2 separate regions of the Homo sapiens genome follow, and region 2 is linked to region 1. A link is an interaction called in ENCODE POLR2A ChIA-PET data of the cell type or tissue named here. Cell type or tissue: Panc1. All regions are shown on one strand. Each heading gives the region's core, and the rest is flanking DNA. Links, peaks and the distances in the headings are about the cores only.

The links. Peaks named below come from ENCODE experiments on the same cell type or tissue, not always from the same donor. Only the 100,000 strongest peaks of a DNase experiment are listed, where the experiment ranks them.
Region 2: POLR2A ChIA-PET joins it to region 1 with 21 read pairs; 2 of 35 experiments call an interaction of 5 or more read pairs at or near these places.

What each region holds. Positions count from the first base shown.
Region 1 is chr9:34,648,633-34,656,632 of GRCh38, reverse strand. GALT (galactose-1-phosphate uridylyltransferase) reads right to left here. Exons shown (of 11, transcript NM_000155.4): 8 at 7,739-7,871; 9 at 7,552-7,635; 10 at 7,069-7,223; 11 at 5,598-6,264. The coding sequence ends at 6,184. IL11RA (interleukin 11 receptor subunit alpha) reads right to left here and starts at 4,448. Exons shown (of 13, transcript NM_001142784.3): 1 at 4,400-4,448; 2 at 1,316-1,415; 3 at 968-1,028. The coding sequence starts at 1,415. RefSeq lists an enhancer at 1,196-1,811 and a silencer at 4,393-4,492. In Panc1, for the core only: no CTCF peak of the experiment used is centred there; a DNase peak (open chromatin) is centred at 4,422; H3K4me3 peaks cover 1,618 bases; H3K27ac peaks cover 2,611 bases.
Region 2 is chr9:34,529,239-34,545,143 of GRCh38, reverse strand. No RefSeq gene overlaps it. Among named protein-coding and RNA genes, the nearest start is that of ENHO, 14 kb to the right of the region's middle. In Panc1, for the core only: no CTCF peak of the experiment used is centred there; no DNase peak of the experiment used is centred there; H3K27me3 peaks cover 894 bases.

The DNA.
Region 1 (8,000 bases), core at 1-8,000:
AATTCCTTTTACTGGCTTTCAAAGCCCCTTGTGAGCCAGCCCTTGCCTTCCTTTCCTTCTTCAGCTCCTATCTCTCTCCCCCTCACCCACTGAAAACTCCAGCTACATTGGTCTTCTTTCTATTCCTCGGGGGTATTGAGCTCATTCCCACCTCAGGACATTTTGCACTAGCTGCTCCCTCTGTCACGAGCGCTTATACCTTAATGTGTGCATGGCTGCCTCCTTCCTGACCTTCAGAAATCAGCTTCAACACCATCTCCTCAGAGAGACCTTTCCTAACTACCAATTAAAAGGTAACCACGGGCCAGGCACGGTGGCTCACGCCTGTAATCTAGCACTTTGGGAGGCTGAGGTGGGTGGATTACTTGAAGTCAGGAGTTCAAAGCCTGACCAACATGGTAAAACCCCGTCTCTACTAAAAATACAAAAAAAAATTAGCCGGGCCTGGTGGCGCATACCTGTAATCCCAGCTACTTGGGAGGCTGAGGCAGGAGAATTGCTTGAACCCAGGAGGCAGAGGTTGCAGTGAGCCCAGATTGCACCACTGCACTCCAGCCTGGGCAACAGAGTGAGACTCTCGGAAAAAAAAAAAAAAAAAGTAACCACTCAGTTGTCCTCTTCGACATCCCTCACTTTGGTTTTTCTGCCCTGCAGGTATTACTATCTGGCAAGATTCTCCTTTGCTTATTGTCTTCCCCACTAAGATGTAAGCTCTTTGAAGGCAGGCACCTTGCCTGGCATTAGCACTGCTGTATCCCAGAGCCTAGAATAGACCTGGCACTTGGCAGATGCTCAAAACATACCAGTTGAATTTTCTGTTGAATAAGGATAGTTAGACGGTTAGGACAGATAGAGAGGTGAGGATTACGGACAGAGCGGGCAAGGATGGGAGGGGCGGGACATGAGGACTAGGCAGAGTCAAGAAAGGGTCATGAGTGTCAGACCAACAGGCAGGTGGGGCACTTACCCGGCAGTCACTCCAGGACAACACAGCTTCACGGACCTGCCTGGCTGCCCATACTGGACCCCTGTGGAGGGCACTTCTGAGGTAAGGCTCTTCCTTTACCCCCCTCCCCACTTTGTGAGAATGACAGATAAGAAGCAGACTGTTAAAACCTGGGTGGTGGGGGGCTCACTGGATCAAAGCATCATGTTATAATCTGGAGACAGAGGTCAGAGAACAGGGTAGAGAGAGGACCCAGGTTGGATGACAGGAGCAGGGGTGGTGTCACAAGTTAGGCATGGGAAGGGGCCACAGTGAGGGTGGCAAGTCACAAGTCAGAGTTGGGAGGTTGTAGAGCAGGGTTCTTCTCACCTGGGGGGCCCCAGGCCTGGGGGCAGGGGGAGGAGGCAGACACCAGGGCTGTAGCCACGGCCACCAGGACCCTGCTCAGCCCTGAGCAGCTGCTGCTCATCTGTGGGGAGAGGTAGAGTCAAAAATCCCCGACCCCTGAGATGGGAGGCTAAAGCCTGGCTCTTCCTCTCCAAAACTGAGGCTTCCTAGGAGAAAAATTGATGCACCAAGTGGGGTAAGGCTGTTAGAAATCACTGCGGGAACTGACCTGAGGTCCCCTTTCCCACTGTATACCCAGTGCTTTGCATGTGCGTGCGCGCGCACACACACACACACACACACACGGACACACACACCCCCTCACACCCTCCATCTCAGTCCTGGGCTTAGGGCCCAGAACAAAAGCCGGAGGCAACAGACTGTGCCAGCAACTCCCCCTCCACTGCCCTTGGCGCCCACCCCTGGCACCAAGCACTGGCACCAGCTCAGCCACTCCCATTAACCCCTCCAGTCCAGCTGTTGGGAATTCTGGTATTTACCCCCACCTGGTCCAGGGCTTATCACTGCCTCTGATTAACCTAGGCAGACCTTATCACCCTGGGGGAAGGGTGTCATCATGGATCTGAGCCCATCCTGCACTCCCACCCTGAGGCCCACCCCTGCCCTGGCTGCCAGGCTTCTCGCCTGAACCTGGCTCCTTGGTCTGGCTACTTGGGCCACTCAGCTGGGCCTGGCTCTTGACACTTCGTTGGTCTCCAGTTTGTGAAGCTGGATGGGGCTAGGGTGCAGGCTGGGGCTGTGTAGTTAAGCAGATCCAGATGCCCTGGCTGCTGCCAGAGGCTGGGGGTGGGCGAGGAGCCAGCAGATGGAAATGGAGACAGGGTGGCGGGGAGGGGAGGGGAGGGAAGGGGATGAGAGGCTGAGAGGAACTGGGAGCCTGCAGGGACAGGCATGGGGGCCACAGCACCAAGAGATACTCAGAGATCAGGACTAGGAGGTGATGGGGCAGTGTGGGAAGTGTTGGAAAGACTGGATTGGGGTCAGCGGAAACTCAAAAAGCTAACAGTGTGTCTATATGGCAGGTGGGGGATGCTAGGAGAGAGAGATTCTGGACAAGGGGGAGCAGAAGGAGGAAGGCAGTGGTGAAGTGGATGGAGAACGAAGGGGCAGGCGGGGAAAGGGCTCTGGGAACAAGACCAGAAGAGGAAGAGCACGGACCCTTCAGGAGTAGGAGTAGAGCAGAGCAGGGCCTCCACCTGTCTGTGTGTCTGTCTGAGTGTGTCCAGTTGGCTCACCCCTGGCCACCCAGCCACACTTACCCTGCTTAGCCCCACCCTACCTCGGTGATCCCAGCAGCAGAGTGTCCATAGCCTCTAGGACTTCCTCTCACCAGCTACAGCCCCCGTCTCCTACTCCACTCAGTTCTGGGACCCCAGAGCCATCCCCTCCTTCCCCTTCCCTGCCCCGCCCCCTCTAAGCCCTGGAGCTCTGCCGCCCCTAGCCAGGCCCCCTCCCTGCTCCTGCCTCCTCCCTCCTTCCCTCCCACCCAAGGCCCTGGGAAGGGAAGAGGCCTCCCCCAAGTCTGGAAAGGAAGCCACAGACACAGCCAAGGCCAGCAAGAGGGAAAGGAGGGTGGCTAATACTTATGTCCCTGTCAGTGAGAGATGCCCTGTGTTTTCACACAGCCAGACACAGTCACATTCACACACAGACTCAAGAGGCACAGTTAACAAAAGGGCATGCCTTTGAACACACGTGGACACAATCAAATGAAAAATCAGATACAAACTCCCCCTCTTTTCACTCCTCACCAAATGTTTCCTTAGGGTACAGCTGGCTGTGCTTCCAGGGGAAGGGAGGCCCCAGGTTGGGGGATATAAGGAGAGGCCAAAGAGTCCAGTTCCCCCTCCCCTGGAAGTTCCAGCCATTTCTCACCTCCCCCTCCATTCTTTGGGCCCCAGCACCAGGAAATGCCTTTGGTCCCTTGGTGCCAGATACACAAGACCCACAGTTACCCTCAGACTCATACACTCTCACATGCGGTCACTCACAGTCACACGGGCACAGCCACACCGCCTCAGACTCAGACACACTTACACATATTCATACACTCACGCAGTCACACACGCACACAGCCCCTACCAGGGCTCACAGCACCGCCTAAAAGCAACTCTTCATCATGGTCTAAGCCCCCTCTCTCAGGGAGCTCTTAGCCGGGGCAGACCCGCATCTCATCACTGTTACAGGCCCCCAACTAGCCAGAGATCAAGATCAGCAGGGAAGGCAGGCATAGGGGCACAGAGAGAGACAGAGAGAAAGGAAAGGCAAAACTGGAAATGCACCCACACAGAGAGACCAGGGGAACAAAGCTGTGAAGAAACACACAGAGGTATCTCTAGTAAGACAGCAATAGGGACAGAAAACGGCACGTAAGGGAAACTGAGCCAAGCAGGGAAACAGAAAATAAGGAGCAGTAGACCTGATGCTGGGGATTCTTGAGCAGAGGAAGGAGGGGAAGCCACGTGTGTTGTGGGTGTGTCTGTCAATGCTGGACACTTAAGAGAAAGGTCAGTCCCATGGGCTCTTGAGGTAGGTCCCCCAATACATGAATACAGCTGTACTCCCACACGGTTTAAGTTAGGACCCAGGACACACACATAGTCACAAACCTCACTTTTGCTCTGCTACTGCTGAAGTCACACATTGGCACACACAAAGCCAGCCACCCACTCTCACGCTGGCAGACATGGTCTCAAACCCCACAGAGACCTTCCCAAAACACATTCCCTCATGTGGTCACAGTCCCTCTCACACAAACACACAACCCAGTCCCACCAAAAATGTGCATTGACAGATACACACATAATCCCACACTTGCACAGCCACATGCACCTCCAGCTCCATGCACACTGACACACGCAGTCACATTAGCTGACAGCTGCACCAAGTGACACTCAGAATCGCACACAATGATACTGTCACACAGACACAGCCTCACAGGCACATACACACTGACAGTCGTTAGTCACTCCCGGCCTTTCAGATCATACATCACCCTGCCCCGCCCACTCCTGACAAGACTTTGGCGTCTACACCAGGCCTCACCTTCCGCGGCCGCTGCCGCCAGCGCCCTCTGCCCTCGCCCTCGCCCTCTGCCCCGGCCTCTACTCCCTCCCGCCCTGGGCCCCCGCAGCGGGGGTGGCTCCGCCCAGGCGCCAATGGAAGGAGAGGAGTGAAATAGGGGGGCTCCTGGCCCATTGGAGACTCCAACTGCCAATCACCTCCACCCCCACCTCCGCCGGACACTTCCTGTCCCGTCCCGGACTGAAGAGGCTGCTTGGGACAGAGTCTGGAGCTGGATTCCTGGGTCTCCGCCTGAAGGCCTATCCACCCTGGAACAGCAGGACTGGAAACAAGAGCCACTGGCCAGGTGATTGGAGAAGCTGAAGGTGCCCCTGACTCCAGATAAGATAAAGAAGAAGGAGGGCTGTGTAGGGCAGTGGTTCTCAAACTTTGCTGGATATTGTGGTTTGAAAACTGCAAAACCCCACCCCATACCAATTAAATCAGAGTCTCTGGAGGTTGGACCTAGGCACCAGTATTGTTTAAAACTTCCCAGATGATTCCAAAATGCAGCCAAATCAGAGGTGTAAGGTGTGTCGGGTATATGTATGCCTCAAGAAACCAGCCACCCACTCAGGGTTCTCATCTACTCCCCAGTCATGGGAAGCTCGAGGGAAATGTGTGCATACTATGTCTATCAGATCTTCCAGACCAGGGCAACACTCCCAAGTTCCAGGTACTTCCCCTCCAGGATCTCAGGGAAGAAAAACCCTGGTCTGGAAGGCAGGCAGCCAAGTTTCTCCTGGGCCAGATTCAGTCACTGTCCAGCCTTAGTGTGATTTCCCCACCCACAGGCTTGGTTCCCCTGGGGAAAGAACGAAGGCAAAAACCATTCTGGCCATCCCTGCATCATTCACAATGCCTGCCTTCGCCTTAAAATTTGGAGGACACCAGTGGCATCAGGTCTCCTGTGTTGCATAGACTGTTGTTCCCACAGCGTTGCCAGGGAAACAGGTCCAGAGGGGACTGAATAGACCCCAGGTCACTCTGAGAGCCATACCTTCCTTCCAGGCCCTAGGGTTCCTAACTCTAGCAGTCCCTTCTCTGTCAGAGCTGTTTCTGTTTGTGCAATGATTGGGGCACAAGGGCAGCAGAAGTATATGGTGCCCGCACATGTGAGAGTCTGGAGGAGCCAAGGACACAAAGCCACGTACACGCTCCCTACACACTCCCTACCCGCCCCTTTAGCCCCTGTGGGCTGGAGCAGAGCCAAGCTGCAGCCACTCACAAAGCCAGGGTTCTGGCCAGCAGCCCAGGATCTGGCCACTGACCACTGGGATCAGGATCCAGCTCACCCGCTCCCCATCAAACCCTCAGGCCCAGGCTTGGAGCTGACACCCTAGGGGTGGTGGCAAAGGGGGCTCTGGCCTTCCCAAAGCCTCAGCCACAACCAAGACACAAGATTTTAAAACAGTTTCCTAAACTGGGAATGCTGTCATTACACCAAGAGTAAGAGAATCTATAGGCTAGATATAATACTGAATATTAATTTTGTTCAGAAATTTGGGGTAGATTTTTGCATCAAGATTTTACACATCTGTAGACAAAGAAAAGTTGTAGCTGGAGCTATGCCTTTAGCTTTTAACCCTAGATCTCTGAAGGTTCACACTCCTCTGATATTAGAGTATGTGATAAAAGTTTGAGATGCACAGTTTTATTAATGCTATATCTGCCCAAATTCCAGGCCAGGATTCAAGGCCCTTTCTGCTTAATTCAGCAAGACTGTTGAAAACAAAAAAGGATTCAAGGCCCTGTGGTCGGCGTGGTCAGGCGATGGTTGCTGTCTCCCTGTCCTTCTGCCCCAGGTGGTAATGAACCTCAGGAAGTGCCCTTAGTCTCTCTGCAGCCTGGAAAAGGGACAGGGAGCAATTAAGGAGGATAAGGGCTGGGCTGCCAAGAATGGTGGCATGGACTTCATTTTTTTTTTTTTTTTGAGACGAGGTCTTGCTCTGTTGCCCAGGCTGGAATGCAATGATGCCATGATGATGGCTCACTGCAGCCTCAAACTCCTGGGCCCAAGTGATCCTATCTCAGCCTCCCAAGTATCTGGGACCACAAGTATATGCCACCATACCTGGCTAACTTTTTAAATTTTTTTTGTAGAGACGAGGGCTTCCTATGTTTCCCAGGCTAGTCTCGAACTTCTGGGCTCAAGCAATCCTCCCATCTTGACCTCCCAAAGTGCTGGGATTAAGGCATGAGCCACCACACCCGGCCGATGGTATGGAGTTCTGGGTGCTCAGGAGACATTTTGCTGGATATTGTGGTTTGAAATATGAATATGAAATATGAATGCCACAGGCCCACTGGGGGTGGGCCTGTGGGATTGTGAGGCTGGTGATAAGGACTGCTGAAGCCACCAGGGGATGAAAGAGTTTAGCAGCTCCTGAGTCCCAAGGAATGCCCAGGTTGTTATGGGAAACTATCAGGGTCATGACTGTTGGGTTCCCTGGAGGAAGCAGGAGAGAAGGGGGATCTGAGGACCATACTCTCCTTCCAGGCCCTAGGGCTCCTAACTTTGGCAGTCCCTTCCTGCCAGAGCTGTTTTCTGCCTTGTGCAATGACTGGAGCACAAGGGCAACAGAAGTATCAGGTGCCTGCACATACTGCATGTGAGAGTCTGGAGACGCCAGACTGTTCTGAGTCCTGACCTGCTCAGGGGTGAGGTCCCTCTGAGCCTGAGCAAGCATTTCGTAGCCAACCATGAATTTCCGGACAGTGGCAGAGCGCAGGAGCGGAGGGTAGTAATGAGCGTGCAGCTGCCAATGGTTCCAGTTGGCCCCAGCCTCTGATCCTGTGGGAGCCCCTGACAGAAAGAAGAGAGACAGTGGGGAGAGAGAGCCCTTTTACAGTTATCCAGGTTAGCACCTACTCCCAAACCCAACCAGGTATCTGAAAACTACATCTCCCAGGATCCCCTGCTTGAGAAGAGCTGGCAGGAGATTAGAAAGCACATTGGAGATGTAGTTTCACCAAGTTTGCTGCTCCACCCTCAGTCCCAGCATCTCTACTCTGGCCACTTCCCCCAGCAACTGTTTCAAGGCTTGCTCCTTTGAGGTTGCAGTTCACTAGGCTGAGCCCCAGGAGCCCAGAAATGGTGTTGGGGCTAAATATAGGTACTTGAAAAGCCTCACCATGCCAGCCCATGGAGTAGGGAAAGGACGTCTCAAAGAGGTTGTCATACTTGGTCAAGAGCTTCTTCATGATGGAGGCTAGATCTGGAATCAGAGCCTGACTCTCAGCCTGGGGTCCAGATGCTGACCCTACTGGGAGCAACCTCCATCCAGTGCCTAGCCCCAGGATCCTACTTGGGAGACTGACCATCACGCTCAGCAGGGGTCAGCTCAGGTAGCCGCCGCACATGCCGACGGGGCAGCAGCAGTGTCTGGTAGGGCCATGTTGCCCAGAAGGGGACCAGTACTAACCAGTGCTCACTGGTTAGGACCAGACGTTCCTAGGAAGACAGAATGGATAGGAAGTCATCAAGGTGACATAGGAGCCGGAGTGTGGTCAGCAAATAGGCAAGGGAAGCAGAAGAAAAGAATGTGCCCAGGATCTGATGTCTTCTCACCACCTCTACCAC
Region 2 (15,905 bases), core at 3,085-11,084, 110 kb after region 1:
ATTAATATAATAGATATTAATAGGCTTTAACCATTAAATAGTGGTTAAAAATCAAAGTAATAGGAAAGGCTTGAGATATTAAGAGTAAATGTCGTGGGAAAAGATAAAGCTACTAAAGCAATTGGAGAGAAGGTAATAGGACAAAGACAAGCTACCATAAGCTCAACTATTAACAGCCCTAAAGTAGGGGTTCCAAAAATGGAACTTAAAATGATATTAAGGTACAAAATACAGAAATCTTCCCCTGAAATGAAAGAACTGAATATTCAGATTGAAAGGGGCATACTGTATACCAGAAAAGTTGACACAGAGTAATTGATATTAAGACACATTGATTTGGCTGGGTGAGGTGGCTCACATCTGTAATGCCACCACTTTGGGAGACTTAGGCGGGAGGATCACTTGAGCACAGGAGTTTGAGGCCAGCCTGGGCAACATAGTGAGACCCTTCCGTCTAAAAAAGAAAAAAGATACATTGGTTTAGTTACCAAACTTTGGGGCTAAAGTAAGAATACTTAAGGCACCTAGACAGAAGAAGCAAGTCATTTATTTACAAGGGGGGATATTCAGTCTGGTCTCAGATTTCTCCAAGGTAGCATTTGACAAGTGAAGACAATGAAGCAATATCTACAGAGTTCTGAGGGGAAAAAGTGTCACCCTAAACCGTAACCAACAGAGTGGGTGATCTCAATCATAAATTTGGGGGATGGTGTACTCATGAACCTTTCCAGAAAAGACAAAATCCATTCAGCCAAGAGATTAGTCAAGGTCAGGAGCTGAGGAAGGGAAATTCATGGTAAAGAACTGGTGGGGACATTAATTCCACGTAGGAATTAACCTTAATTCAATTTCAGCGAAGATGACACTGTGGGAATTTTCGTTGCAAAACACTGTAAATACAGTTGACCTTTGAACAACACGAGTTTGAACTGTGCAGGTCCACTTATTCACAGATTAAGTAAAATCAATAAAAGTTACACCAAGAGTGCCTGCCTCTCCTGCCTTCCTCTCCCTCTTCTGCCTCTGCCACCCCTGAGGCAGCAAGACCAACCCCTCCTTTTCCTCCTCCTCCTCAGCCTCCTCAACATGAAGACGAGGATGAAGACCTTTATGATGATCCACTTCCACTTAATGAATAGTAAATATTAATAAATTATTTCTTCCTTATCATTTTCTTAATATTTTCTTTTCTCTAGCTTTAAGAATACAGTATATAATATATATAACATAAAAAATATGTGCAAATCAATTGTTTATGTTATTAATAAGGCTTCTCGTCAACAGTGGGCTATTAGTAATGTCAGGGGAGTCGAAAGTTATATGCACAGTCTGGAATGGAGAGGTGAGGTAGCAAGGAAAGCAGAAGTACTAATCACATCTTCGTTCATAGCTAAGTCAATAAAGGGATAAAACTAGAATATAATGGTAAAATCCTACTCCAACCTCCTTTTCTTTTCTTTTTTTTTTTTTTTTTTTTTTTTTGAGGCAGGGTCTTGCTCTGTTGTTCTGGCTGGAGTGACATGGTGCTATCACAGCTCACTGCAGCCTCGACCTCCTGGTCTCAAGCAATCCTTCCACCTCAGCCTTCGAGTAGCTGGGACCACAGGCATGTGCCACCATGCCTGGCTAATTTTTAAATTTTTGTAAAGACAGGGTCTCTCCATGTTGCCCAGACTGGTCTCGAACTCCTGGGCTCAAGTGATCCTGCTGCCTAGGTCTCCTAAAGTGTTGGGATTACAGGCGTGAGCCACTGCGCCTGGCCCAATCTCTTAATTGAAATGGCTCTTGAGAGAGGTCTTTTAGGAATGACTACTCTTTTAAGGTGAAGAAATATTTCAGCTATTCCATTTTCGCTTCAGTTTCTTTTTTTCTCTATTAAACTCAAGTAAACGTACATTTTCTACTTTTGGTTAAAAAAATAGTTTCTTTTTCTTTTTTTTTTTTTTTGAGACAGAGTCTCACTCTGTCGCCCAGGCTGGAGTGCAGTGGCGTGATCTCGGCTCACTGCAAGCTCCGCCTCCTGGGTTCATGCCATTCTCCTGCCTCATCCTCCCGAGTAGCTGGGACAACAGGTGCCCGCCATCGCGCCCGGCTAATTTTTTTGTATTTTTAGTAGAGACAGGGTTTCACCGTGTTAGCCAGGATGGTCTCGATCTCCTGACCTCGTGATCCGCCCGCCTCGGCCTCCCAAAGTGCTGGGATTACAGTCGTGAGCCACTGCACCTGGCCTAAAAAAATAGTTTCTATAGTATATCCCATTAGGACTATGAGAACAGTCCCATTCTTAGATATTTTTTCTACCTGACTGGCTCTCTCTCTAACCTCTCTCCTCAATTTTATGTATTATGTATATGGTTACAAAACGTAATACTGATCATTTCTGGGTGGTGAGGTTTTGAGTGCTTTGTTGCATTTTTCTTTGTATTCTTTTGTCTATTTTAGAAAACATTTATCATTTATCTACCTGTCTGCCTGTCTAAGGCAAATCACTTAACTTCTATGAGCCTCCAATTCCTTATCTTCAGCCTGGTAATAACAAAATTGGAGGGCATTTTAAAGACTGTGAGATAATATGCCACTCCCCTCGTGGTAGGCTGAATAATGGCCCCCAAGATGTCCACATCCTAATTCCCAGAACCTGTGAATGTTACCTTATATGGCAAAAGAGACTTTGCAGATGTGGTCAAGGATCTTGAGAAGACTATCCTGGATTATCTGAGGTGTGGTGATATAATCGCAATGATTCCAACAGGAGAGAGGGAGGCAGGAGGAGTCAGGGAAGACAGCAGTGGAATGATGGAAGCAGAGACTGGAGTGCTGTGCTTTGAGGATGGAGTACTGGTCCACAAGCCAAGGAATGCAGGCAGCCATTAGATACTGAAAAGGCAAGGAAATGCATTCTCCTCTTGGAGCCTACAGAAGGAACCAGCTCTGCCAACACATTGACTTTAGCCCACAAAAACTGATTTCAGACCTCTGAACAGTCAATTGTAAGCAAATAAATCTGTGTAGTTTTTTGTTTTTCTGTTTTCGTTTTTGAGACTGAGTCTCTCTCTGTCACCCTGGCTGGAGTGCAGTGGCACGATCTCAGCTCACTGCAACCTCCGCCTCCCAGGTTCAAGCGATTCTCCTGACTCAGCCTCCCAAGTAGCTGGGACTACAGGTGCCCGGCTAATTTTTGTATTGAAGCCACTACATTTATGGTAATTTGTTACAGCAGCAAAAGGAAACGAATGTTTACACCTGTTTCCTTGGCCCAAGGTGACCTCCCCATCCATCCCCTTCATCCAGCCAACTCCTACATGTTCAACATTTCACTCACGTTTCCCTGACATCTGCCCTCCACTGCTGCCCAGAGTGGGGCTGGGCTGTGCATCCCCCAACGTGGCACATGCCAGTCTGTGTGATAGTTCCTCATGGACAGGTCTCTCTTCCTCCCCGGCTGTGCATATGTGAGGATAGGCCTGGGGCCCAACAGAGGACTCAGCTCAGTAACTGTTAATGCATAGATGAATCAAGGAGGGCTGGGCGAGAGGTTGGCGCCTGATAATTACCCAAGACCCTCCTTTCTTGGCGCTAGGATCTCTCCCTTCCCTATGTTTACCTGGCTTTCTCTCCCACCAGTCTGTCCTCCTCCATATACACACATTCTTCCAATCTCTAGAAAACTGATCTGTGTCTATCTCTGACTTCTCTGACTTCTTCCTTTAGTCATTGGTCTAGAACACATTTGTTGACACCTACTAGTGACTCTGGGTAGGCTTATCTTTGCGTGTGTGTGTGTGTGTGTGTGAAAGAAAGGGAGAGATGGAGGCCTGTGAATCTCTTCATGTGTTTTCCCGGCCATGTGGTATGTGTGTAGTTGGTGTAATCATGTGTGTTTCTGTGTGGATGTGTTTTTATGTGCAGGCCTGTGTCTGTGGGTAGGCTTGTCTGTACATACATCTTTGCTTGTATGTATGTGTCTCTGCTTTGTGGGTTGTATGTATGCATGTTTGTCAGTGTGTGTCTGCATATGCAGGGAAGGACACCTTTTGATTTCTGCCCTCAAGGGGCTGGACTGCCTGCTGCAGGAGCTGGTGTGCCAGGATGACTCACAAGGATGTTAACTGAGTTTTGCTCCAGTCACAATCTTCCCTTTCCTGTCTCGTGCAGAAGGTCTGGTCAGGCTTTTTTTTTTTTTCTCCTTGTCTCTTGTAGGGAGGATCTCAGGCCCAAAGCTGAAGTCAACCACAGCCATCTTCCTGACCCTGACCTTCTGGAAACCTAAACTTCTTGAGAGGACTATGCTAAGGCGAAGGGAGAGGAGGTGAAGCAATCCAGACCCCCCGACACACACACTAAAAGACTGAGTCTGTGGTTGCATGGGCAGGGGGGACCCACTAATACTCCCTAATTGTACCCCAGGAGTGGGAGCAGGGTGGGCTTAGGAAGGGAGGCTCCTGGACATTGATCTCCCAACAGGGGCATCTCAGCAGAGCCCATGGGGATCACAGCATAAAATACCCAGGCCCTCTGTAAGCTGGGGAAGATGGGGTGAGGAGAGGGCCCAATCATGACCTATCTACTCGCTCCAGGGACTAGAACCCTGAGGGAGGCATTTATATTTAGTTTTGTTTTACCATTTTAACCCCCTTTTTTTTTTTTTGAGACAGGGCCTCGCTCTGTTGCCCAGGATGGAGTGCAGTGGTGCAATCATGGCTCACTGCAGCCTCAACCTCCTGGACTCAAGCAATCCTCCCACCTCAGCCTCCTGAGTAGCTGGGACTACAGGCATGTGTTGGGAAAAAGGCTTATGGGGTGCCTGCATAGACTAGCCATAAAAATATGGGACAATAAGTTGTGGAAAGCCACAAAAGGCCTCTCAGAAGGAAAGCCTCCTAATTGCCATCATGTTGCCCTGCTCAGAGCAAGACACACTCTCTTATTTGTAAACACTGTTCAAGGAGAAAGACACTCCTTTGAAACACTGGAAGGTGAACAGATGTGCAGGCTCCTAGTTAAGCCACTCCCACTAGCTACTCTCTGATAAGTTAAAGATATGCTGTTTGAGCACAAAGGAGATTCATTTAAACCGCTATTACTATAGATTACGTCTATGACGCATAGCCTCCCTTTCACTGTTTCGCCCTGAACATCTGCTTCTCAGATCTAAGTGATCGTACTCAACAGTGTGGAGACCAGAGCACTGAGCCTTTTGCAGCCTCCATTTTGCAGCTGGCCCCCGGGGCTCCCCACCTTTCAACTCTTGTCTCTTCTCAATCCTTTGTCGCCACCAGACTTCAGGTACCCTACGGGTGGTGTTGAGGCTGGTCCCCAACAGGCATGCACCACCATGTCCGGCTGATTTTTAAATTTTCTGTAGAGATGGGGTCTCCCTGTGTTGCCTAGGCTGGTCTCAAACTCCTGGGCTCAAGCAATCCTCTTGCCTCGGCCTCCAAAAGTGCTGGGATTACAGGTGTGAGCCACCATGCCCAGCCACCATTTTAACCATTATTATGTGTGCAGTTCTATGGCATTAAACACATTCACGTTACTGCACAACCATATAGTTTTTATAAAATAGACATTACTGATTTTGCACACCTTAGCACGCCTACCACTGGGCAGTGTCACTAGAAAAACACATATGGGGAGTGGGGCTGAGACTGTGGAGAGGCAGAGGACATCCCCTGCCCATGCAGGGCAGAGCGGGAGGAAGGATGGGCAGGAAGACCCGCAATGGTGCAGGTGCTCCTGAGCTCAGGAGAGGGTTGGGTGGGCGCTGTGGCTACAGGGGAGGTGGAACCACACAGTCTGTGCTTTGAAAGCCAGGCTGAGGTTCAGGAGCTTTTGCTCAGAATCAGGGGTTCAGGGAGCTGGAGAGACCTGGTGAGCTTTGTGTGTTGGAAAGACTGCTCTGGGGGCTGTGCAGAGTAGGGCTAGGCGGGAAGAGAATGTGGGACCCATGGTGGCTGAGAAAATGAGCAGGCCTAAGGAAGGTTCTTTGAATGATAGGAAAGGCCTGAGAGCCAGCTCTTGCTGTGTCCGGACAGGAGAGGACTAGGCCCAGGGCAGGGAGAATGGGGCTTTTAGAGCACACAGTCGCCATGTCTTGATGAGTGAGTGGTTGGGAGGGAAGGGAAAAGGAAGAGTCTTGTACAGCTCCTGTTGACTGGGAGGCAGCAGGACTGTTTATTGAAACAGCATGGGAGGAGGACAGGCTTTGGGCAAGTGGAACAACTATGGCTCAGACATTCACTCACTTGCCTATAGTCATATACGAAGCAATGGACAGATGAGTTCAGATGCAGACATGTCAAGTGTAAGACCTCTTGGGAGAGGACACTGAATCAGCATAGCAGTTAAGAGAATGACTCTGGGGTCAGACAAACCTAGGCTCCTGTTGACCTTGGGACAAATTTACAAGTTTATTAATCTCTTTTTTTTTTTTTTTTTTTTTTCAGTTTCTCGCTCTGTCACCCAGGCTGGAGTGCAATGGTGCAATCTTGGCTCACGGCAACCTCCACTTCCTGGTTTGAAGTAATTCTCGTGCCTCAGCTTCCCAAGTAGCTGGGATTACAGGCGTGCGCCACCACCCCCAGCTAATTTTTTGTATTTTTAGTAGAGACGAGGTTTCATCATGTAGCCCAGGATGGTCTCAAACTCCTGAGCTCAGGCAATCCGCCCACCTCGGCCTCCCAAAGTGCTAGCATTACAGGCCTGAGCCATGGCGCCCAGCCTGATTAATCTCTTTAATGCTCAGTTTCCTTCAGTGGAAAATCTGATAATAGTAACTACCTCATAGGGTTGTTGTAAGGATTTTTATTTTTTATTTTATTTCATTTTTCAGACAGGGTCTCACTCTTAGCCAGGCTGGAGTGCAGTGAAATCTTGGCTCACTGCAACCTCCGCCTCCCAGACTCAAGGGATCCTCCCACCTCAGCCTCCCAAGTAGCTGGGACTACAAGTGTGTGCCATCACGCCTGGCTAATATTTGTATTTTTTGTAGAGACGGGATTTTGCCATGTTGCCCAGGCTGATCTCAAACTCCTGGGCTCAAGCTGCTCGCCTTGTCCTCCCACAGTGCTGGGATTACAGGCGTGAGCCACCATGCCCAGCCGTTGTAAGGATTTAATGTATATAAAGAAACTGGCGTGGTACCTGCCATGTTATAAACACTCCATGAATCTTAGTTCTTAATGACAATAGCAGCAGCCACAACAACAACGCATACCAGTCTGGGACTTGGGAGTAAGGTCTGGGTTAGTATGAAAGCATTGTCAGCACAAAAATGGGCACTGGCTGGGCACAGTGGCTCACACCTGTAGTCCCAGCACTTTGGGAGGCCGAGGCAGGCTGATAACTTGAGATCAGGAGTTTGAGACCAGCCTGGCCAACATGGTAAAACCCCGACTCTACTAAAAATACAAAAATTAGCCAGGGGTGGTGGTGCACGCCTGTAATCCCAGCTACTCGGGAGGCTGAGGCACAAGAATTGCTTGAACCTGGGAGGCAGAGGTTGCCGCCAAGGTGGAGGTTGAGCCCAGATCCCGCCACTGCACTCCAGCCTGGGCAACAGAGCGAGACTCCGTCTCAAATAAAAAAAAAAAAGAAAGAAAAAGAAAAAAGAAAAATGGGCATGGAAGCCACAGACACAGAGGTGCTCACTTGAGTTGTGAGGAGAAGAGGGTGGGGGCTGAGAGCACAGCCCACCAAAGAAGCCGAGGAGGGGCCCAAGAGGTAAGGGAGACAACAAGCTGGAGTTGAAGGCAGTGCAGCAAATTTCGGTTCTAATCCAGGCTCTATCACCTGCTGCCATGGGGCCTTAGAAAAACCCCTTGACCACCTTGAGCCTCAGTTTCCTCATCTGTCTCATGGACCCGTCTTGCATCCAGGTGAGGATTATCTATAATGAATGTAAAACCCCGACAGAGACTAGGTGCTTAATAAAGGAGTTGTTGTTTTAGGAGGAGGAATAAATGTTCCCAGAGAGAACAGCTTCATGGAGGACACGGGAAGACAGAGTTTCAAAAGAGGACCAACAGCCTCAAGGCTGCCAAGTAGTCAACATAGATCAGGACTAAAAGGTATTCACTGGAAGTGACAAGGAGGTGAAAGTGACCTTGGTGAGCCAGCTTCAGGGATGGTGAGAGCAGAAGGCAGGGGCAGCGGCTGGGGAGTGACGGGGGGTGGGAAAGTGGAGCTGAGACAACAGGTGGCGGCTAGGCAGGGACACTGAGTAGTAGGTGGGCAGGGAAGCGACAGGCAGGGTTTTGAGATGGGGAAATCGGAGCCTGTGGCAAGTCTGCCTGTCACTGGATGTAGCTGCTCTGTGCCCACCCTTCCCCCACTGCGGAGGACTGGCTCCAGCCTTGGGACCATTTGTTCTCCACACGATCCCAGGCCCCTGGGTGTGCCCTGGTCCCCAACCTGGCTCATCCAGTGCTGAGGACAGGCACCTCTTCTCTTTGCCCTACTTTCCAATGTGGCTTGGGAAAAAAGTTGAAATGGTTCACACCTTTAGCCTGGGCCTTATCTCCTGTTCCTGGCCCTTCCAGCCCAGGGGAGATGGGAGATAGCTAACAAAAATAGCTATCATCAATTATATCTTTTCTCATGATTCCATCCCACCAGTATTTAAACATTCCATGTCAGAAACATGTAAGAAATTATTTAAAATAAAAAAACTTCCTCTGACTCTATGTCTTTCTGATCTATTCTCCTTCCTTCTAATTTTCACAGTCAATCAGTCAATTCTCTTGAAAGAATCGTCTATGTTGTATCTACTTTCTTTCTTTTTTTTTTTTTAGACAGAGTCTCACTCTGTCACCCAGGCTGGAGTTCAGTGGCATGATCATGGCTCACTGCAGTCACCAACTCCTAGGCTCAGGCAATCCTCCCTCATCAGCTTTCTGGGTAGCTGGGATTACAGGTGTGCACCACCACGCCTGGCTAATTTTTATATATATATATTTTTTGCAGAGTCAGGTTCTTGCTATGTTACCCAGGCTGGTCTCAAACTCCTGGCCTCAAGTGATCCTCCAACCTCAGCCTTCCAAAGTGCTAGGATTACAGGCATGAGCCACGGCTCCCAGCCTATATCTACCTCTTACTCACTCTGGAAACCACTAAACTCTGGCTTTCACTACATACCCCATTTCCATTTCCTACTGCCCACTGGAACTACTCCTTGTCAGGATAATCAAGAACCTCCTTATTCTTAAGTCCCACGGTCCCTTTTCTACAATAACCTCAACTGTCTTTGAAATTTTGGAGTAGTGACCCCTTCCTTCCTTCTCGAACCTCTGTCCTTTCTTGGCTTCCCTAAAATTATGGTCTCCCCCAGTTTTCCTTCTGCATCTCTGACATATCCTTCCTTATCTACTTTGCAGATTTATCTTTACCCTGCATCCATAAAAGTTAGCATGGTGGACTCCTTTATGTGATGTCTGGAAGGCATCCCCTTCTGGTGGGAACCATTCTTGTGGTTATCATGGAAGCCCTGGCCTTATGACCTCCTCAACAGATTACTGGTGCAGGGAATGGCATCTGTCCAAAGCCGGGCTGATGAGAGCAAGTCATGAGGAATTATGGAACTGAAACTTAGAAGGATAAGCTGGAGCTGGAACTGAAAAAGAGCCAACATCTTCTTGGGTACCTGGGTTGTAAGCTGCAAAGTTTGATAATTGTCAGGAGCTGGGTTTATTATTATGTAGACTAGAGAGGGAGGTTGAAGGATGAAGGAAAAGAGGGAAGGAGGGAGAGATCGAGAGGGAGAGAGAGAAGGACAGACAAAGAGAGAGGGAGAGAGAGGAAGCAAGCAGAAAGGCACGTAGATGAGCAGTAGAGAGTCCTGATGACATTCAGATTGCCAGATCCAGTTGTTCCCAAGTTCCAGCCATATTCTTGCACTAGGACTCTATGAAACAATATAGTTTTCTGAAAATAAATGCCCCCTTTGCCTAAACTAGTTCAAGTTAGGAAATCAGGTATCAGGACCAAAGTATTCTAAATGATAGAACTTAAAGTGAGGAACTAAGTCGAGGTGTGTAGAGGGGCAGTAAGAATCTCCTAATCCCAGCCTGGGAACCCGGAAGTCCTTTTTATGTCATAGCAAAGCAATTAGTTGAACTAGCACCTGTTGTCTCTTATGTCTTAGCTCATATGCTGACTGAAGCTGAAGCACTTGAAAATATGGTAATAGGCCGGGTGCAGTGGCTCACGCCTGTAATCCCAGCACTTTTGGAGGCCAAGACAGGTGGATGACTTGAGGTCAGGAGTTCCAGACCAGCCTGGCCAATATGTTGAAACCCTGCCTCTACTAAAAATTTAAAAATTAGCCTGGCGTGTTGGCGGGCACCTATAATCCCAGCTACTTGGGAGGGCTGAGGCAGAAGAATTGCTTGAACCCGGGAGGCAGAGGTTGCAGCGAGCCGAGATCGCCCCACTGCACTCCAGCTTGGGTGACAAAGTGAGACTGTCTCAAAAACAAAACAAAACAAAACAAAAAACAAAGAGAAAATATGGTGATAAAAAGTCAAGACAACAAAAATGAGTTATTCAAAATGGGTGGTCTGTGCACAGTTAGGGGGCAAGAGAGTAAGCATTTTACTTGGGTAAGGAAATTTGTTTCAGCCTTGACCTCAGATTACTAGGAGTAAGATAATTATGTGCCTTGCTGAATTTCAGGAGCTGGGTTATTTGCTGCTCTCTAATGTTAATACCCTGATTAGGAAACTGTGAGAGCCTAGCAATCATGACTTACACTGGAAGATTCGGCATTGGAAAGCCCTTCTTCTCCCCACCTTGCCAGGCAAATGTGATGGTGCCTCCCATTGTAAAGTGCATTGACTGGAATGGGGCGAAGCAAGGGCATCATTCCAGGGCAGGTGGAAGAAGAAAGGATCCCAGCCCTTCTAGTCCAGCCTACGATTTCCTATGAAGCCACAAGCCATAGTCAGATGGACTGAAAAAGACCCAGACATAGAGCTAAAAAAGAGAAATTGCTCCAAAAGTGTGCTCAGGCCGTGAATCATCTTGGTAAACCTAGAGATTCTAGAAGCATGATTCTGTAAAATTCTGGTATTGATTATGGTAGTAGAAATGTATTCATGGATGTCCTTCACCTTTCATACAGTTTTTTTAATATGGGAAAATTCCCATTTCAAAATCCAGCCTACTCAGTATAGTAAGTCAGAATTGAAATTCACCACATACAATTGTTTACAGGGATGATACTTCACCCACATGAGACTTCCATTTGGAAGTGAGAAAAATGAGTGAGGGAAACACTAAACTTCACCAATATTTCTGGGTCTCCTCTCCTTCTGAGTACCAGAAAGACTGTACTTCTCCTGTCCCTTGATGTCAGGTATGGCTGTGAGGTTTCTTTTGATCAAGGCAATGTGAGCAGAAGCCAGTGTATGCTTCTCCTCACTTTTTTCTCCTGCCACAGCAAACCCTGAAAGCTCATGTCAGGAAGGTCAAGAAGGCAGCATCATCACAAGATGGTGGAGCCTCCAGCAGCCTGGATGCTTGAGTGGCCGCAGTGAGCCAGACTTCTCCACCCCACCTCCCACCCTGCCCCATGCTGGAACTATAGCATGAAGAAGCAATACATTTTTTCTTGTTTTAAGTCAGTAAGATTTGAAGGTTGTTTGTAACTACTGTGTTACCTAGCCAATCCTGATTGATATAGGTAGGAAGCAGGTTAGACACAGAGCTTCGATTTCTGCTGTTGCCGGTAGTAACACAAGTGTCCAGCTTTTGGGGGTGGTAGCGGCAACAGCAGTGGTTTCCCAGTGGTTGCAATATTGAGTTCCTATCACAGAAGGGCCATAGAGCTTGTAAAATTGGCAGTCAAATTGAACTCTTGGTACTTAGTATTCGGAGTGGAAATGGCTGTGGTTTCCCCATCAGGTGTGTGGTATGATTTGGGTGTTGTTCTAGGATCTTAGCCTCAAGTCCATTTCCCCAGCCCTCCTAACAGTTTTGAGCTAAATAATCTTTTCTAACAAATCCTTTTTCTGCTTTATCCAGAATGGATTCTATTATTTGTGAAAAAGAACCCTGACTGATAAAATTACTATACTTAACAATCTCAGATTCCATTGATTATAAGAGGCAAGTTATTTTATAAACGACTATGAAAAAAGAGGGCTGGGTGTAGTGGCTCCTGCCTGTAATAGCAGCACTGTGGAAGCCGAAGCAGGCGGATCAGGAGTTCGAAACCAGCCTCGCCGGCATGGTGAAACCCTGTCTCTACTAAAAAATACAAAAACTAGCCAGGCGTGGTGGTGCACGCCTGTAGTCCCAGCTACTCAGGAGGCTGAGGCAGGAGAATCACTTAAACACAGGAGGCAGAGGTTGTGATGAGCTGAGATTGTGCCACTGCACTCCAGCCTGGGAGACAGAGTGAGACTCTGTCTCAAAAATAAATAAATAAATAAAAGAAAAAAGGAAGATGGCCGAATAGGAACAGCTCCAGTCTACAGCTCCCAGTGTGAGCGATGCAGAAGACGCATGATCTCTGCATTTCCAACTAAGGTACTGGGTTCCTCTCACTGGGGATTTTCGGACAGTGGGTGCAGGACAGTGGGTGCAGCGCACCGAGCGTGAGCCAAAGCAGGGCAAGGCATCGTCTCACCCGGGAAGTGCAAGGGGTCAGGGAATTCCCTTTCCTAGCCAAGGGAAGAGGGGACAAACGGCACCTGGAAAATCGGGTCACTCCCACCCTAATACTGCGCTTTTCAGACGGTCTTAGCAAACGGCACACCAGGAGATTATATCCCGTGCCTGGCTCAGAGGGTCCTATGCCCACAGAGCCTCACTCATTGCTAGCACAGCAGTCTGAGATCAAACTGCAATGCAGCAGCCAGGCTGGGGGAGGGGCGCCCGCCATTGCTGAGGCTTGAGTAGGTAAACAAAGCTTCCAGGAAGGGAAGCTTGAACTGGGTGGAGCCCACCGCAGCTCAAGGAGGCCTGCCTGCCTCTGTAGACTCCACCTCTGGGGGCAGGGCATAGCCGAACAAAAGGCAGCAGAAACCTCTGCAGACTTAAATGTCCCTGTCTGACAGCTTTGAAGAGAGTAGTGGTTCTCCCAGCACAGAGCTTGAGATCTGAGAACAGATAGACTGCCTCCTCAAGTGGGTCCCTGACCCCCAAGTAGCCTAACTGGGAGGCACCCATCAGTAGGGGCAGACTGACACCTCATACGGCCGGGTACCCCTCTGAGACGAAACTTCCAGAGGAACGATCAGGCAGCAACACTTGCTGTTCACCAATAATCGCTGTTCAGCAATATTCGCTGTTCTGCAGCCTCCGCTGCTGATACCCAGGCAAACAGGGTCTGGAGTGGACCTCCAGCAAACTCCAACAGACATGCAGCTGAGGGTCCTGACTGTTAGAAGGAAAACTAACAAACAGAAAGGGCATCCACATCAAAACCCCATCTGTATGTCACCATCATCAAAGACCAAAGGTAGATAAAACCACAAAGATGGGGAAAAAACAGAGCAGAAAAACTGAAAATTCTAAAAATGAGAGCACCTCTCCTCCTCCAAAGGAATGCAGCTCCTCACCAACAATGGAACAAAGCTGGATGGAAAATGACTTTGATGAGTTGAGAGAAGAAGGCTACAGACGATCAAACTTCTCCGAGCTAAAGGAGGAAGTTCGAACCCAACACAAAGAAGTTAAAAACCTTGAAAAAAGATTAGACGAATGGCTAACTAGAATAACCAATGCAGAGAAGTCCTTAAAGGACCTGATGGAGCTGAAAATCATGGCACAAGAACTACATGGCAAATGCACAAGCTTCATTAGCCGATTTGATCAACTGGAAGAAAGGGTATCAGTGATGGAAGATCAAATGAATGAAATGAAGCGAGAAGAGAAGTTTAGGGAAAAAAGAATAAAAAGAAATGAACAAAGCCTCCAAGAAATATAGGACTATGTGAAAAGACCAAATTTACGTCTGATTGGTGTACATGAACGTGACGGGGAGAATGGAACCAAGTTGGAAAACACTCTGCAGGATATTATCCAGGAGAACTTCCCCAATCTAGTAAGGCAAACCAACATTCAAATTCAGGAAATACAGAGAACGCCACAAAGATACTCCTCGAGAAGAGCAACTCCAAGACACATAATTGTCAGATTCACCAAAGTTGAAATGAAGGAAAAAATGTTAAGGGCAGCCAGAGAGAAAGGTCGGGTTACCCACAAAGGGAAGCCCATCAGACTAACAGCGGATCTCTCGGCAGAAACTCTACAAGCCAGAAGAGAGTGGGGGCCAATATTCAACATTCTTAAAGAAAAGAATTTTCAACCCAGAATTTCATATCCAGCCAAACTAAGCTTCATAAGTGAAGGAGAAATAAAATACTTTACAGACAAGCAAATGCTGAGAGATTTTGTCACCACCAGGCCTGCCCTACAAGAGCTTCTAAAGGAAGCACTAAACATGGAAAGGAACAACCGGTACCAGCCACTGTAAAAACATGCCAAATTGTAAAGACCATCAATGCTAGGAAGAAACTGCATCAACTAACAAGCAAAATAACCAGCTAACATCATAATGACAGGATCAAATTCACACATAACAATATTAACCTTAAATGTAAATGGGCTAAATGCTCCAATTAAAAGACACAGACTGGCAAATTGCATAAAGAGTCAAGACCCATCAATGTGCTGTATTCAGGAAACCCATCTCATGTGCAGAGACACAAATAGGCTCAAAATAAAGGGATGGAGGAAGATCTACCAAGCAAATGGAAAATAAAAAAAGGCAGGGGTTACAATCCTAGTCTCTGATAAAACAGACTTTAAACCAACAAAGATGAAAAGAGACAAGGCCATTACATAATGGTAAAGGGATCAATTCAACAAGAAGAGCTAACTATCTTAAATATATATGCACCCAATACAGGAGCACCCAGATTCATAAAGCAAGTCCTTAGAGACTACAAAGAGACTTAGACTCCCCCACACAATAATAATGGGAGACTTTAACACCCCACTGTCAACATCAGACAGATCAACGAGACAGAAAGTTAACAAGGATATCCAGGGATTGAACTCAGCTCTGCACCAACCGGACCTAATAGACATCTACAGAACTCTCCACCCCAAATCAACAGAGTATACATTCTTCTCAGCACCACATTGCACTTACTCCAAAATTGATCACATAGTTGGAAGTAAAGCACTCCTCAGCAAATGTAAAAGAACAGAAATTATAACAAACTGTCTCTCAGACCACGGTGCAGTCAAACTAGAACTCAGGATTAAGAAACTCACTCAAAACCACTCAACTACATGGAAACTGAACAACCTGCTCCTGAATGACTACTGGGTACATAATGAAATGAAGGCAGAAATAAAGATGTTTTTTGAAATCAATGAGAACAAAGACCCAACATACCAGAATCTCTGGGACACATTTAAAGCAATGTGTAGAGGGAAATTTATAGCACTAAATGCCCACAAGAGAAAGCAGGAAAGATCTAAAATTGACACCTTAACATCACAATTAAAAGAACTAGAGAAGCAAGAGCAAACACGTTCAAAAGCTAGCAGAAGGCAAGAAATAACTAAGATCAGAGCAGAACTGAAGGAGATAGAGACACAAAAAGCCCTTCAAAAAATCAATGAATCCAGGAGCTGGTTTTTTGAAAAGATCAACAAAATTGATAGACCGCTAGCAAGACTAATAAAGAAGAAAAAAGAGAAGAATCAAATAGACACAATAAAAAATGATAAAGGGGATATCACCACCGATCCCACAGAAATACAAACTACCATCAGAGAATACTATAAACACACCTACGCAAATAAACTAGAAAATCTAGAAGAAATGGATAAATTTCTGGACACATACACTCTCCCAAGACTAAACCAGGAAGAAGTTGAATCTCTGA